Regions from separate parts of the Homo sapiens genome. Here region 1 is linked to region 2. A link is an interaction called in ENCODE POLR2A ChIA-PET data of the cell type or tissue named here. Cell type or tissue: PC-9. All regions are shown on one strand. Links, peaks and the distances in the headings refer to the core of each region. The heading gives the core; the rest is flanking DNA.

Region 1 (7,006 bases), core at 2,907-5,406, 57 kb before region 2:
GAGCGCTTTGGGTCCAGGAATGGCAAGACCAGCAAGAAGATCACCATTGCTGACTGTGGACAACTCGAATAAGTTTGACTTGTGTTTTATCTTAACCACCAGATCATTCCTTCTGTAGCTCAGGAGAGCACCCCTCCACCCCATTTGCTCGCAGTATCCTAGAATCTTTGTGCTCTCGCTGCAGTTCCCTTTGGGTTCCATGTTTTCCTTGTTCCCTCCCATGCCTAGCTGGATTGCAGAGTTAAGTTTATGATTATGAAATAAAAACTAAATAACAATTGTCCTCGTTTGAGTTAAGAGTGTTGATGTAGGCTTTATTTTAAGCAGTAATGGGTTACTTCTGAAACATCACTTGTTTGCTTAATTCTACACAGTACTTAGATTTTTTTTACTTTCCAGTCCCAGGAAGTGTCAATGTTTGTTGAGTGGAATATTGAAAATGTAGGCAGCAACTGGGCATGGTGGCTCACTGTCTGTAATGTATTACCTGAGGCAGAAGACCACCTGAGGGTAGGAGTCAAGATCAGCCTGGGCAACATAGTGAGACGCTGTCTCTACAAAAAATAATTAGCCTGGCCTGGTGGTGCATGCCTAGTCCTAGCTGATCTGGAGGCTGACGTGGGAGGATTGCTTGAGCCTAGAGTGAGCTATTATCATGCCACTGTACAGCCTGGGTGTTCACAGATCTTGTGTCTCAAAGGTAGGCAGAGGCAGGAAAAGCAAGGAGCCAGAATTAAGAGGTTGGGTCAGTCTGCAGTGAGTTCATGCATTTAGAGGTGTTCTTCAAGATGACTAATGTCAAAAATTGAGACATCTGTTGCGGTTTTTTTTTTTTTTTTTTCCCCTGGAATGCAGTGGCGTGATCTCAGCTCACTGCAGCCTCCGCCTCCTGGGTTCAAGTGATTCTAGTGCCTCAGCCTCCTGAGTAGCTGGGATAATGGGCGTGTGCCACCATGCCCAGCTAATTTTTGTATTTTTAGTATAGATGGGGTTTCATCATTTTGACCAGGCTGGTCTCAAACTCTTGACCTCAGCTGATGCGCCTGCCTTGGCCTCCCAAACTGCTGAGATTACAGATGTGAGCCACCGCACCCTACCTCATTTTCTGTAACAAAGCTAAGCTTGAACACTGTTGATGTTCTTGAGGGAAGCATATTGGGCTTTAGGCTGTAGGTCAAGTTTATACATCTTAATTATGGTGGAATTCCTATGTAGAGTCTAAAAAGCCAGGTACTTGGTGCTACAGTCAGTCTCCCTGCAGAGGGTTAAGGCGCAGACTACCTGCAGTGAGGAGGTACTGCTTGTAGCATATAGAGCCTCTCCCTAGCTTTGGTTATGGAGGCTTTGAGGTTTTGCAAACCTGACCAATTTAAGCCATAAGATCTGGTCAAAGGGATACCCTTCCCACTAAGGACTTGGTTTCTCAGGAAATTATATGTACAGTGCTTGCTGGCAGTTAGATGTCAGGACAATCTAAGCTGAGAAAACCCCTTCTCTGCCCACCTTAACAGACCTCTAGGGTTCTTAACCCAGCAATCAAGTTTGCCTATCCTAGAGGTGGCGGATTTGATCATTTGGTGTGTTGGGCAATTTTTGTTTTACTGTCTGGTTCCTTCTGCGTGAATTACCACCACCACCACTTGTGCATCTCAGTCTTGTGTGTTGTCTGGTTACGTATTCCCTGGGTGATACCATTCAATGTCTTAATGTACTTGTGGCTCAGACCTGAGTGCAAGGTGGAAATAAACATCAAACATCTTTTCATTATCCCTAGTATTTCTTATTCCATTAATTAACAGAATAGCCTCACCACGTTGTCATTAACTGCTTTTATTCATCCAAGTATTTAACTTTTTTTTTCTTTTTTATTTGAGACAGTTTGGCTCTTGTTGCCCAGGCTGGAGTGCAATGGCACTATCTCCACTCACTGCATCCTCTGCCTCCCAGGTTCAAACGATTCTCCTGTCTCAGCTTCCAGAGTAGCTGGGATTACAGGTGTATGCCACCACACCCAGCTAATTTTTTGTATTTTTAGTAGAGTAGGGGTTTACCATGTTCATGGCCAGGCTGGTCTCAAACAGACCTCAGGTAATCCGCCCGCCTTGGGCTCCCAAAGTGCTAGGATTTCAGGCGTGAGCCACCGCGTCCAGCCCCATTCCTTTTTTTTTTTTTTTTTTAATTTCTCCAGTGCCCAGCGTGATCCCTGACATCTGGTATTAGAGTTCAATACTTGGGCCGGGCCTCGGTAATCCCAGCACTTCGGGAGGCCAAGGCAGGCAGATTACCTGAGGTCAGTAGTTTGAGACCAGCCTGGCCAACGTAGAGAAACTCCATCTATTAAATATGCAAAAATTACATGGTCATGGTGGTGCATTTCTGTAATCCCAGCTATTTGGGAGGCTGAGGCAGGAGAACTGCTTGAAACCAGAAAGCACAATGAGCCAAGATCGTGCCACTGCACTCCAGCCTGGGAGACAGAATATGAGAGACTCTGTCCCAAAAAAAAAAAAGGTCCGGCTGTGGTGTCTCATACCTGTAATCCCGGCACTTCGGGAGGCCAAGGCCTGAGGACCTTGAGCCAAGGAGTTTGAGACCAGCCTGGGCAATATAGGGGGACCCTGACTCTACAAATAAGAAAATAAGCTGGGATGCCAGGTGTGGTGGCTCACTCCTGTAATCCCAGCACTTTGGGAGGCCGAGGTGGACGGATCACCTGAGGTCAGGAGTTTGAGACCAGCCTGGCCAACCTGGTGAAACCTCATCTCTACTAAAAATACAAAAAAAAATTAGCCAGGCATAGTGGCAGGCACCTGTAATCCTAGCTACTTGGTAGGCTGAGGCAGGAGAATCCTTGAACCTGGGAGGTGGAGGTTGCGGTGAGCTGAGATTGGGCCATTGCACTCCAGCCTGGGGGACAAGAGTGAGACTTTGTCTCAAAAAAGAAAGCTGGATGTGGATGCATATGCCTGTGGTCCCAGCTACTCAGGTGTCTGAGGTGGGAGGATCCCTTGTGCCTGGGAGGTCGAGGGTGCAGTGAGCTGTGGTAGCACTCCAGCTGGGTGACAGAGAAAGACCCAGTATCAAAAAAAAAAAGTCTTGCTATGTTGTCCAGGTTAGTCTGAAAAACTGGCCTCGGCCGGGCACGGTGTCTCACACTTGAAATCCCAGCACCTTCGGAGTCTGAGGTGAGCGGGTCACGGGGTCAGGAGATGGAGACCATCCTGGCTAACACAGTGAAACCCTGTCTCTACTAAAAATACAAAAAGTTAGCCGGGCATGGTGGCAGGTGCCTGTAGTCCCAGCTACCTGGGAGGCTGAGACAGGAGAATGGTGTGAACCTGGGAGGCAGAGCTTGCAGTGAGCCAAGATCATGCCACTGCACTCCAGCCTGGGTGACAGAGTGAGACTCTTGTCTCAAAGAAAAAAACAAAAAACTGGCCTCAAGCAATCCTCCTGCCTCCATTTCCCAATGTGCTTGGGTTACAGGTGTGAGCCACCATGCCCAACCACTGGGAAGATAATTATGTGCCAAAGTAGACAATTTCCTCCCTCAACAGACCTTTTGAAAGGAAGGCCGGGCCAGGCATGGTGGCTCATGCCTGTAATCCCAGCACTTTGGGAGGCCAAGGCGGGTGGATCACCTGAGGTCAGGAGTTAGCAACCAGCCTGACCAACGTGGTGAAACTACGTCTCTACTAAAAATACAAAAAATTAGCCTGTAATCCCAGCTACTGCGGACGTGGACATTGCAGTGAGCCGAGACCGCACCATTGCACTCCAGCCTGGGCAAAAGAGCAAAATGCTGTCTCAAAAAAAAAAGAAAAAGGAAAGTGAGTCAGATGCCAAGCTGGTATTGCGGCATCAGCTTGTGTAGTAAGATTTGACCTGGTCAGAAAGGTCTCAAATGGCTACCCTGAGAAAGAAGTGGAGCTTGGAAGAAAGGTAACCAGGAAAACCCATCATTTTTCTGCTGGTTGGAGGCTCTCATGGAAACCCTTAGGAAACTTACAAGCTGAGAGGCGGGAGTTTGCCTAGACCACACTGTGAGTTTGCTGTATATATCCACGCCTTACACAGTGAATAAGAAGATACTCAGGGCCGGGCACAGTGGCTCAGACCTGTAATCCCAGCACTTTGGGAGGCTGAGGCGGGTGGATCACCTGAGTCCAGGAATTCGAGACCAGCCTGACCAACATGGTGAAACTCCGTCTCTACTAAAAATACAAAAATTAGCCAGGCATGGTGGCATGCGCCTGTAATCCCAGCTACTTAGGAGGCTTGAGGCAGGAGAATCGCTTGAACCTGGGAGGTGGAAGTTGCAGTGAGCCGAAATTGGCCCCATTGCACTCCAGCCCGGATGACAGAGACTCCGTCTCAAACAAAAAAAAAGATACTTGCCCCAGCGTGGTGGCTCACGCCTGTAATCCTAACGCTTTGGAAAGCTGAGGCAGGCAGATCACCTGAGATCAGGAGTTTGAGACCACCCTGGACAACATGGTGAAACCCCGTCTCTACTAAAAATACAAAAATTAGCTGGGCGTGGTGGCACGCCCCTGTAATCCCAGCTACTTGGGAGGCAGAGGCACCAGAATCACTTGAACCCGGGAGGCAGAGGTTGCAGTGAGCGGAGATTGTGCCACTGCACTCCAGACTTGGGTGACAGAGCAAGACTCCAGCTCAAAAAAAAAAACCAAAAAACTAAAAACTCTGCTTCTCAGAGTTGTGGGGATTAGATATGAAGTACTTAGAAGAGTGGTTAGCACATGGTACATGCATGAACAGTTCTGTTAGTGTGTAAACACCCAGCAGGGATTTGTCTAGCTTTTCACCAGTGTATCCCAGTACCTAGGCTAAAGCTTGGTTCAGAGAAGGCTCAGAAGAAATATCACAGTAACTGTGTGATAGACCCCTTCTGATCCCTTTACAAATATTCTAGGCTGGGCATGGTGGCTCACGCCCGTAATCCCAGCACCCAGGAGGCCAATGCAGGCAGATCGCTTGAACCCAGGTGTTCAAGACCAGCCTGTGCAACATGGTGAAACTCTGTCTATATTAAAAACAGAAAAATTACCCAGGCGGCCGGGCATGGTGGCTCATGCCTGTAATCCCAGAACTTTGGGAGGCCAAGGCGGGTGAATCACGAGGTCAGGAGTGCGAGACCAGCCTTGCCAACATGATGAAACCCAATTTATAGAGGTGGGGATAAGGGACCATCTTTAAGAGTTGCCTACCACAAGTCTATAAAATACAGTTTAAAGACCAGAAATAAAAAGAACCCCAGCATATCTACTAGTATCCCAGAAATGCCCTTTGCAAGCCCTCTTCAGTTGCACGCTCTTTCCTCTTCAGAGGGAACCATGATTCCAATTTTTTTTTTTTTTTTTGAGATGAAGTTTTGCTCTTGTTGCCCAGGCTGGAGTGCAATGATGCAATCTCGGCTCACCGCAACCCTCCGCCTCCCAGGTTCAAGCGATTCTCCTGCCTCAGCCTCCCGAGTAGTTGGGATTACAGGCATGTGCCACCATGCCCGGCTAATTTTGTATTTTTAGTAGAGACTGGGTTTCTCCATGTTGGTCAGGCTGGTCTCGAACTCCCTACCTCAGGTGATCCTCCTGCCTCGGCCTCCAAAAGTGCTGGGATTACAGGCGTGCTCAGCCCATGATTCCAATTTTTGTGTTCATCAATCTCTAGCACCTGTGTCCCTAAAAACATATTGAGAAAAAGTGAGAAGCAAGCACAAACCTAATTGTGCAAAGAAAGGTCGAAATTGCCACTATTATGAGGCAGGCTCCCAGGAGAAGGCAAGTTGAGCAGGCTGGGTTAGAGTGTGGCCTCAGGGTCTTTGAGAACACAAGAACTATTTCTGGGAAAGTCAGCCAATGCCTTTCTCCACCTCAGAAAATCTGTAAAATCTATAATATCTGGTTCACAGTCAGATGTTCCCCCTTGTTCTTATAATGTGTTTTTATGTTTATTGCTTTTTAAAATTCTTTTTCAGTCCAGGTACGGTGGCTCATGCCTGTAATCTCAGCACTTTGGGAGGCCGAGGTGGGCAGATCACTTGAGGTCAGGAGTTCGAGACCAACCTGGCCAACATGGTGAAATTCCATCTCTACTCAAAATACAAAATTAGCCAGGCATGGTGGTGCATGTCTGTAATCCCAGCTACTCAGGAGGCCGAGGCAGGAAAATCGCTTGAACCTGGGAGATGAAGGCTGCAGTGAGCCAAGATCGTACCATTGCACCCCAGCCTGGGCAACAGAGCGAGACTCTGTCTCAAAATAAATAAATAAATAAAATTCTATTTCAGGGTTAATAGGTGCAGCAAACCACCATGGCACACATATACCTATGTAACAAACCCGCATGTTCTACACATGTATTCCATATTTTTATTATTTTTTTTTTGAGATAGAGTTTCGCTCTTGTTACCCAGGCTGGAGTGCAATGGCACAATCTCAGCTCATTGCAACCTCCACCTCCTAGGTTCAAGTGATTCTCCTGCCACAGCCTGCCAAGTAGCTGGGAGGCACCACCATGCCCAGCTAATTTTTGTATTTTTAGTAGAGATGGGGTTTCACTATGTTGATCAGGCTGACCTCGAACTCCTGACCTCAGGTGATCTGCCCACCTCGGCCTCCCAAAGTGCTGGGATTACAGGTGTGAGCCACCATGCCTGGCCTGTTTTTTTTTTTTTTTTTTTTTTTTTTGAAGAAATAAAAAAAAATTCTATTTCAATCCTGCTCTTTCTATGAGGATGTATTTTTAAAATCATTCTTATTAAGGTATAATTTACATACAATTAGAATGTCTTTTATAACTGTTCCTCCTCTCTCCACCATTCCCAGGATCTAATTTAGTTTTACACATTACATTTGACTGTTAGGTGTCTTTGGTTTCTTTTACTCCAGAGCAGTCTTTCCACCTTAAAAAACAAAACAAAACCAAAACCTGTAATTTCTGCTTACTAGCTTTTAAAAATTTATTGAGATTATAATTTACATAC
Region 2 (7,006 bases), core at 2,908-5,407:
TACAATAATATCTCATGGCCTCTTTTACTTTATTTTATATTCTCATTTATTTTGCCCCATTTTCAACTGGGTATGTTGAAGTAAATTTAAAGTAAATTGGCAACAAATGTTTTTACAAGAAAATTGTTTCTTTAAAAAAAACTTGGGTCACTAGAATTTGTACAATGTGCATGCATTACCTATTTTATCCACTAGCAATGCACAAATGGAAAATGAAACTTTTTTTTTCTCTTGCAGAAATGTAACTTGTATATATTTTTTTCCTTTTTTTTTTTGAGCCAGAGTCTCACTGTGTCGCCCAGGCTGGAGTACAGTGGCAGGATCTTAGTTCACTGCAACCCCTGCCTCCCATGTTCAAGCGATTCTCCTGCCTCAGCCTCCTGAGTAACTGGAACTACAGGTACCCGCCACCATGCCTAGCTAATTTTTTTGTATTTTTAGTAGAGACGGGGTTTTGCCATGTTGGCCAGGCTGGTCTCAAACTCCTGACCTCAAGTGATCCGCCCGCCTTGGCCTCCCAAAGTGCTGGGATTACAGGCGTGAGCCACCCCACCCAGCCTGTTTCATCAAATTTATATGCTACAAAATAGTAAGCCCTCTCAATTTCACTCCATTCCAGTACAGAATATAATGGGTTTTTTTTGTTTTGTTTTTTGTTTTTTTTTGAGACAGAGTCTTACTCTGTCACCCAGGCTGTAGTGCAGTGGCTGCCATTTCAGCTCATTGCAACCTCTGCCTCTCAGGGTCAAGTGATTCTCCTCCCTCAGCCTCCAGAGTAGCTGGGATTACAGGCATGCGCCACCACACCCAGATAATTTTTGTACTTTTAGGAGAGACGAGGTTTCGCCATGTTAGCCAGGCTGTCTCAAATTCCTGACCTCACGTGATCTGCCAGCCTCAGCCTCCCAAAGTGCGGGGATTACAGGCATGAACCACCACGCCTGGCCAGAATATACATTTATCCAATTAAAAATGGAAGTTCATTGCTTCGAGAGGCTGAGGTGGGAGGATTGCTTGAACCCAGGAGTTCAAGACCAGCCTGGGCAACATAGCGAAACCCCATCTCTACAATAAATACAAAAAGTTAGCTGGGTGTGGTGGTGGTCCCTGCCTATAGTCCCAGCTACCCTGGAGGCTGAGGTGGGAAAATCACCTGAGCCTAGGAGGTTGAGGCTGCAGTGAGCCAAGATCGTGCCACTGCACCCCTGCCTGGTGACAGAGTAAGACCTGTCTCAAAAAAAAAAAAAAAAAAAAGTTGCATTACAAGATTTTTTCCATAAGCCAAGGTATTTCAGAGTGATTTATCATTATTTTTTCAAGCTTTCCCTGCTAGGGATCAAGTCTAATGTCTTCCTGTTTGCAAGTATTGCTCTCAACACTTTGCAACTTAGTAAGGGCTCATAAACCGAAGTTTCTTTCTTTCCTTTTTTTTTTTTCTTTTAGATGGAGTCTCACTCTGTCACCCAGGCTGAAGTGCAGTGGCATGGTATCAGCTCACGGCAACCTCCACCTCCCAGGTTGAAGCAATTCTCCTGCCTCAGCCTCCTGAGTAGCTGGAATTACAGGTGCCTGCCACTGTGCCTGGCTAATTTTTGTATTTTTAAGAAAGACTGGGTTTCACTATGTTGGCCAGGCTGGTCTTGAACTCCTGACCTCAAGTAATCTGCCTGCCTTGGCCTCCTGAAGTGCTGGGATTACAAGCCTGAGCCACTGCTCCCGGCCTGAAGTTTCTTTCTTTTTTTTTTTTTCAGAGTCGGAGTCTCACTCTGTCACCCAGGCTGGAGTGCAATGTTTCAATCTCAGCTCACTCCAACCTCCACCTCCTGGGTTCAAGCAATTCTCCTGCCTCAGCCTCCCAAGTAGCTGGGATTACAGACACCCACCACCATGCCCAGCTAATTTTTGTATTTTTAGTAGAGGCAAGGTTTCACCATATTGGCCAGGCTGGTCTCTTGACCAGGCTGGTCTCGAACTCCTGACCTCGTGATCCACCTGCCGTGGCCTCTCAAAGTGCTTGGGATCACAGGCATGAGCCACCGTGCCTGGCCGAAGTTTCTTATCATTCTATTCATTCAATGCTCAGATGAAAGGTTCCCAATTGATTTTAAATAAAATACTATCAGCTGGGCGCAAGTGGCTCATCTGAGGTCAGGAGTTGGAGACCAGCCTGGCCAACATGGTGAAACCTCATCTCTACTAAAAATACAAAAAATTAGCTGGGCGTTGTGGTGGACGTCTCCAATCCCAGCTACTCAGGAGGCTGAGGCAGGAGAATCGCTTGAACCCGGGAGGCGGAGGTTGCAGTGAGCTGAGATCACACCCTTGGACTCCAGCCTGGGCAACAAGAGTGAAACTCCTTAATCAATCAATCAATCAATCAATAAAATACTACCAAAATTTAGAGGCTTCATTTATCAAAAATTTCAGTATAGGATAGGTTGATTTTCAAAGGCTTAAACATTTCTAAAAAGGATGATGGGCAAAACCTGCCATGCTGAAGTGCTTTTTAAAAATTTATTTATTTTTATTATTATTTTTTTTTGAGACAGGGTCTCTCTCTGTTGCCCAGGCTGGAGTGCAGTGGTGCAATCATAGCTCTCTGCTGCCTTGAAGTCCTGGGCTCACATGATTCTCCTGCCTAAGCCTCCCAATTAGCTAGGACTACAGATGCCTGCCACAATGCTAGCTAATTACAAAAAAATTTCTTTTATATAGATGAAGTCTTGCTATGTTGCCCAGGCAGGCTGGCCTCAAGCGTTCCTCCCAGTTAAGCCTCCCAAAGTGCTGAGATTGCAGGTGTGAGCCGAAGTGCTTTTTAGATTCAACATCTACTTTATCACAGCAATTTTGTAGGTTAGTTACTCAAAACTTGTTAAAATTTGGCTACTACATCTTCTATTTTAGTTGGTAAAATAAAACAGCTTGCTTGGACATTATTATGAATTATATGTACACTACATCCAATTCCAAGTACATTTATCCTCCATTGATTTCCTAATTCATTAAATACATTTTTGTATTACCATGATCTGCTCCACCCAACTTTGTATTATCACAAATACAATTTTAATTGTTGAACTTAAAAAAAATTTTTTTTAAGTTCCTGGGTACATGTGCAGAATGTGCAGGTTTGTTGCATAGATAAACATGTGCCATGATGGTTTGCTGCACAAATCAACCCATAGCCTAGGTATTAAGGCCAGCATGCATTAGATCTTTTTCCTAATGCTTTCCGTCCCTGCAATGCTTCCCCGACACGTTCCAGAATTGTTGGACTTTTAAACTAATTTCATAGTAACATTAAAATATCAGATTGTTTTACTTCAACACTGATTAAAAGAATTGAGTGAAAAATTTGAAACTTACCAGAATTAATGAAGTCAATTTTTCTATTTGAACCTGAATATGTTACTGATAAAACTGGCATCACATAACTGGAAGTTCTATGTAGTAACATATATCTAGTCTAGTCTGCATATTAAGAGCCGTGGCTTCACTTTTTGTATGGGCATAAGAAAACTCTGAATTGAAGATGAGAAGATGAGTGAAATTAATTAAAAACAGTCAATTTATTTAAGTAAAAAGTCTTGCTTCACAGAGTGATTTGTAAGTGTACCTTCTGTATTAATTGTATTAATTAAATCATTGTCTCTGGGTAATTTTTTTTTTTTTGAGACAGAGTTTTGCTCTGTCACCCAGGCTGGAGTGCAGTGGCACAATCTCAGCTCACTCAATGTCTGCCTCCTGGGTTCAAGTGGTTCTCCCGCCTCAGCCTCCCAAATAGCTGGGATTACAGGCACCCGCCACTATGCCCAGGTAATTTTTGTATTTTTAGTAGAGATGGGATTTCACCATGTTGGCCAGGCTAGTCTTGAACTCCTGACCTCAAGTGATCCACCCGCCTCAGCCTCCCAAAGTGCTGGGATTACAGACATGAGTCACTGTGCCTGGCCTCTGGGTAATGTTTATTTAAGATAATTGCTAAATTTTGAAGTAGATGCAGAAACTTCTACAGAAAATTTATGTCTACTGGATTTCCTGTGGTTATTGATCTTTTTATTTTTTGAGACAGAATCTCGCCCTGTCACCCAAGCTGGATTGCAGTGGCGTGATCTTGGCTTACTGCAACCTCTGCCTCCTGGGCTCAAGTGATTCTCCTGCCTCAGCCTCCTGAGCAGCTGGGATTACAGGCGCCTGCCACCACACCTAGCTAATTTTTGTATTTTTAGTATAGATGGGTTTTCACCATGTTGGCCAGGCTGGTCTTGAATTCCTGACCTCAAGTGATCCACCAGCCTTGGCTTCCCAAAGTGCTGGGATTACAGGTGTAAGCCACCACGCCCAGCCTGGTTATTGATCTTGATATGGCATTGATAGTAAATGTCAACAAAAAATTTGTGCAGGTTATACACAGAAATGGAAATTCAGTATTCACTTAGGTATTTTTTTAGACACCTTTTAAGCTCATTATTGAAGAAAGGGCTTATTGCAAAATAAAAAAATTATCAAATAACAAATATAGATTTCTACCATACAATAAGTGGTAAAATAGTTGTAGCAAGAACGTTTAGAATTCTCTCTGTACATGGTTCATACATCACTAGCCTATCATTTATTACTGATCCCAGATAGCAGCCTGAAAAACTTCTCCAACCACCACAACTACAGAAGGAATGAGCTCTTCCCAGCCACTCCAAGTGCACTGTTTTGTCAGCAAGTGCTGTCCATGCTGACTTGAGAGGAAAATGTTATATTGAGTTTGGGAGGGTCAAGCACAGGGACGTCATTGCTGGTCTTTTTTCAAATTTAACCAGGTGTTCAAGCGAGAACTCTGTTCATTGAGCACAATACTAGACCATGACAAGCTAGGAATACAAAGTAGAGGTCTAGTAAGCTAATCCCTGCTTATTCTAGTAAAAGTAAAAATCATATTACCTTGTAAAGACTGAAAAATCTGGGACAAATGCTAAACTGATGGCATACTGAGACAACAGACAAAATGGGACTGTCCAAGGCAAATGCTACTCATGGTAACGAAGAGGATGGATAGAGACAGAGTTAGGATCAAGATTTCTCAATCTCCATTTTATGTTATTTCAATTATTATTTATTATTTTATTTTATATTTTATTTATTATTTTTTTGGAGACAGAGTCCCACTCTGTTGCCCAGGGTGGAGTGCAGTGGTACGATCTCTGCTCACTGCAACCTCTGCCTCCTGGGTTCCAGCAATTCTCCCACCTCAGCCTCCTGAATAGCTGGGATTATAGGCACCTGCCACCATGCCCAGCTACTTTTAAAAAAATTTTTAGTAGAGATGGGTTTTGCCATGTTGGCCATGCTGGTCTTGAACTCCTGACCTCAAGTGATCCACCTGCCTCAGCCTCCCAAAGTGTTTGGATTGCAGGTGTGAGCCATCGTGCCTGACCTGTTATTTCAATTTTGAACCATGCAAATGTATTATCTATTTTAAAGTTAGACTAAAAAAAGAAAAAAAGACATAGAATAGTGTATAGAATGCCAACATCTGTGGGCATCTGTTTATATAAAAAAAAAGACCTACTTATTTATAATTTACTTTATTTATTTATTTTTTTGAGATGGAGTCTTACTCTGTCACCCAGTCTGGAGTGCAGTGGCGCAATCTCAGCTCACTGCAACCTCTAGTCTCCTGGGTTCAAGTGATCGCCCTGCTTCAGGCTCCCAAGTAGCTAGGACTACAGGCATGTGCCACCATGCCTGGCTAATTTTTTTTTTTTTTCGTAGAGATAGGGTTTTACCATATTAGCCTGGTCTTCAACTCCTGAGCTCAGGTAATCCACCTGCCTCAGCCTCCCAAATTGCTGGGATTACAGGTATAATTTACTCTTTTTAAACTAGCAGTCTCCAATGTTTTTGGCACCAGGGACCGATTTCATGGAAGACAAATTTTCCATGTCCTAGGCGGGGGGATGGTTTGGGGATGATTCAAACGCATTACATTTATTGTGCAATTTATTATTATTACATTGTGATATATAATGAAATAATTGTACAATTCATCATAATGTAGAGTCAGTGGGAGCCCTGAGCTTGTTTTCCTGCAATTAGACAGTCCCATCTCAGGGAGGATGGAAGACAGTGACAGATCATCAGGCATTAGATTCTCATACAGAGCACACAACCTAGATCCATTGAATGCAAAGTTCACAATAGGGTTTGTGCTCCTATGAGAATCTAATGCCACTGTTGATCTGACAGGAGGTGGAACCAGTGGGAACTCAGGCAGTAATGTTCACTCGTTGGCTGCTTACTTTCTGTTATAGGCCAAGGACCCAGTACTGGTCTGTGGCCCAGGAATTGGGGAACCCTGTTTTTAGTTTTGTTTTGTTTTTTGAGACGGAGGCTTGCTGTGTCACGCTGGAATGCAGTGGTGCGATGTCAACTCACTGCAACTTCTGCCTCCTGGGTTCAAGCGATTCTCCTGCCTCAGCCTCCTGAGTAGCTGGGACTACAGGCACACACCACCATGCCCAGCTAATTTTCGTATTTTTAGTAGAGACAGAGTTTCACCATGTTGGCCAGGATGGTCTCAATCTTGTGACCTTGTGATCTGCCCTCCTCGGCCTCCCAAAGTGCTGGGATTACAGGCATGAGCCACTGTGCCCAGCCGGGAACACTGTTTTAAACAATATTCTGAGGCTCTTCATATTTTACTTGTAGTCAGTGAAGAGAAGATCTAAAAATAAGGAAATGCCTTTGTCATTCCAAGTACAAAATTTCTTAGCTTGCCATAAATGAAGAGGGTTAGAATATAAGTCCTCACTTAATGTCATTGATAGGTTCTTGGAAATGGAACTTTAAGTTAAATTGGTTTTTAACAAAACCAATTTTATCATAGGCTTGTGAAAGTTAGAGATACCAGGAAGAAATCACTTTTCTCAGACCCAGGCAAAGTAGGACCAGGAAGGTCTGAAGGAGAGGAGGCTCATGCTTGCATATCTGAAATAAGAACTGTTTCCAAGGA

Evidence for each region. ChIA-PET counts read pairs that join two places held together with the same protein. Peaks named below come from ENCODE experiments on the same cell type or tissue, not always from the same donor. Only the 100,000 strongest peaks of a DNase experiment are listed, where the experiment ranks them.
Region 1: POLR2A ChIA-PET joins it to region 2 with 13 read pairs; 12 of 35 experiments call an interaction of 5 or more read pairs at or near these places.

What each region holds. Positions count from the first base shown.
Region 1 is chr7:44,801,351-44,808,356 of GRCh38, forward strand. PPIA (peptidylprolyl isomerase A) reads left to right here. Exons shown (of 5, transcript NM_021130.5): 5 at 1-1,767. The coding sequence ends at 72. Among named protein-coding and RNA genes, the nearest start is that of PPIA, 8.2 kb to the left of the region's middle. In PC-9, for the core only: no CTCF peak of the experiment used is centred there; a DNase peak (open chromatin) is centred at 3,851; H3K27ac peaks cover 1,407 bases.
Region 2 is chr7:44,858,176-44,865,181 of GRCh38, forward strand. No RefSeq gene overlaps it. Among named protein-coding and RNA genes, the nearest start is that of H2AZ2-DT, 13 kb to the left of the region's middle. In PC-9, for the core only: no CTCF peak of the experiment used is centred there; a DNase peak (open chromatin) is centred at 3,996.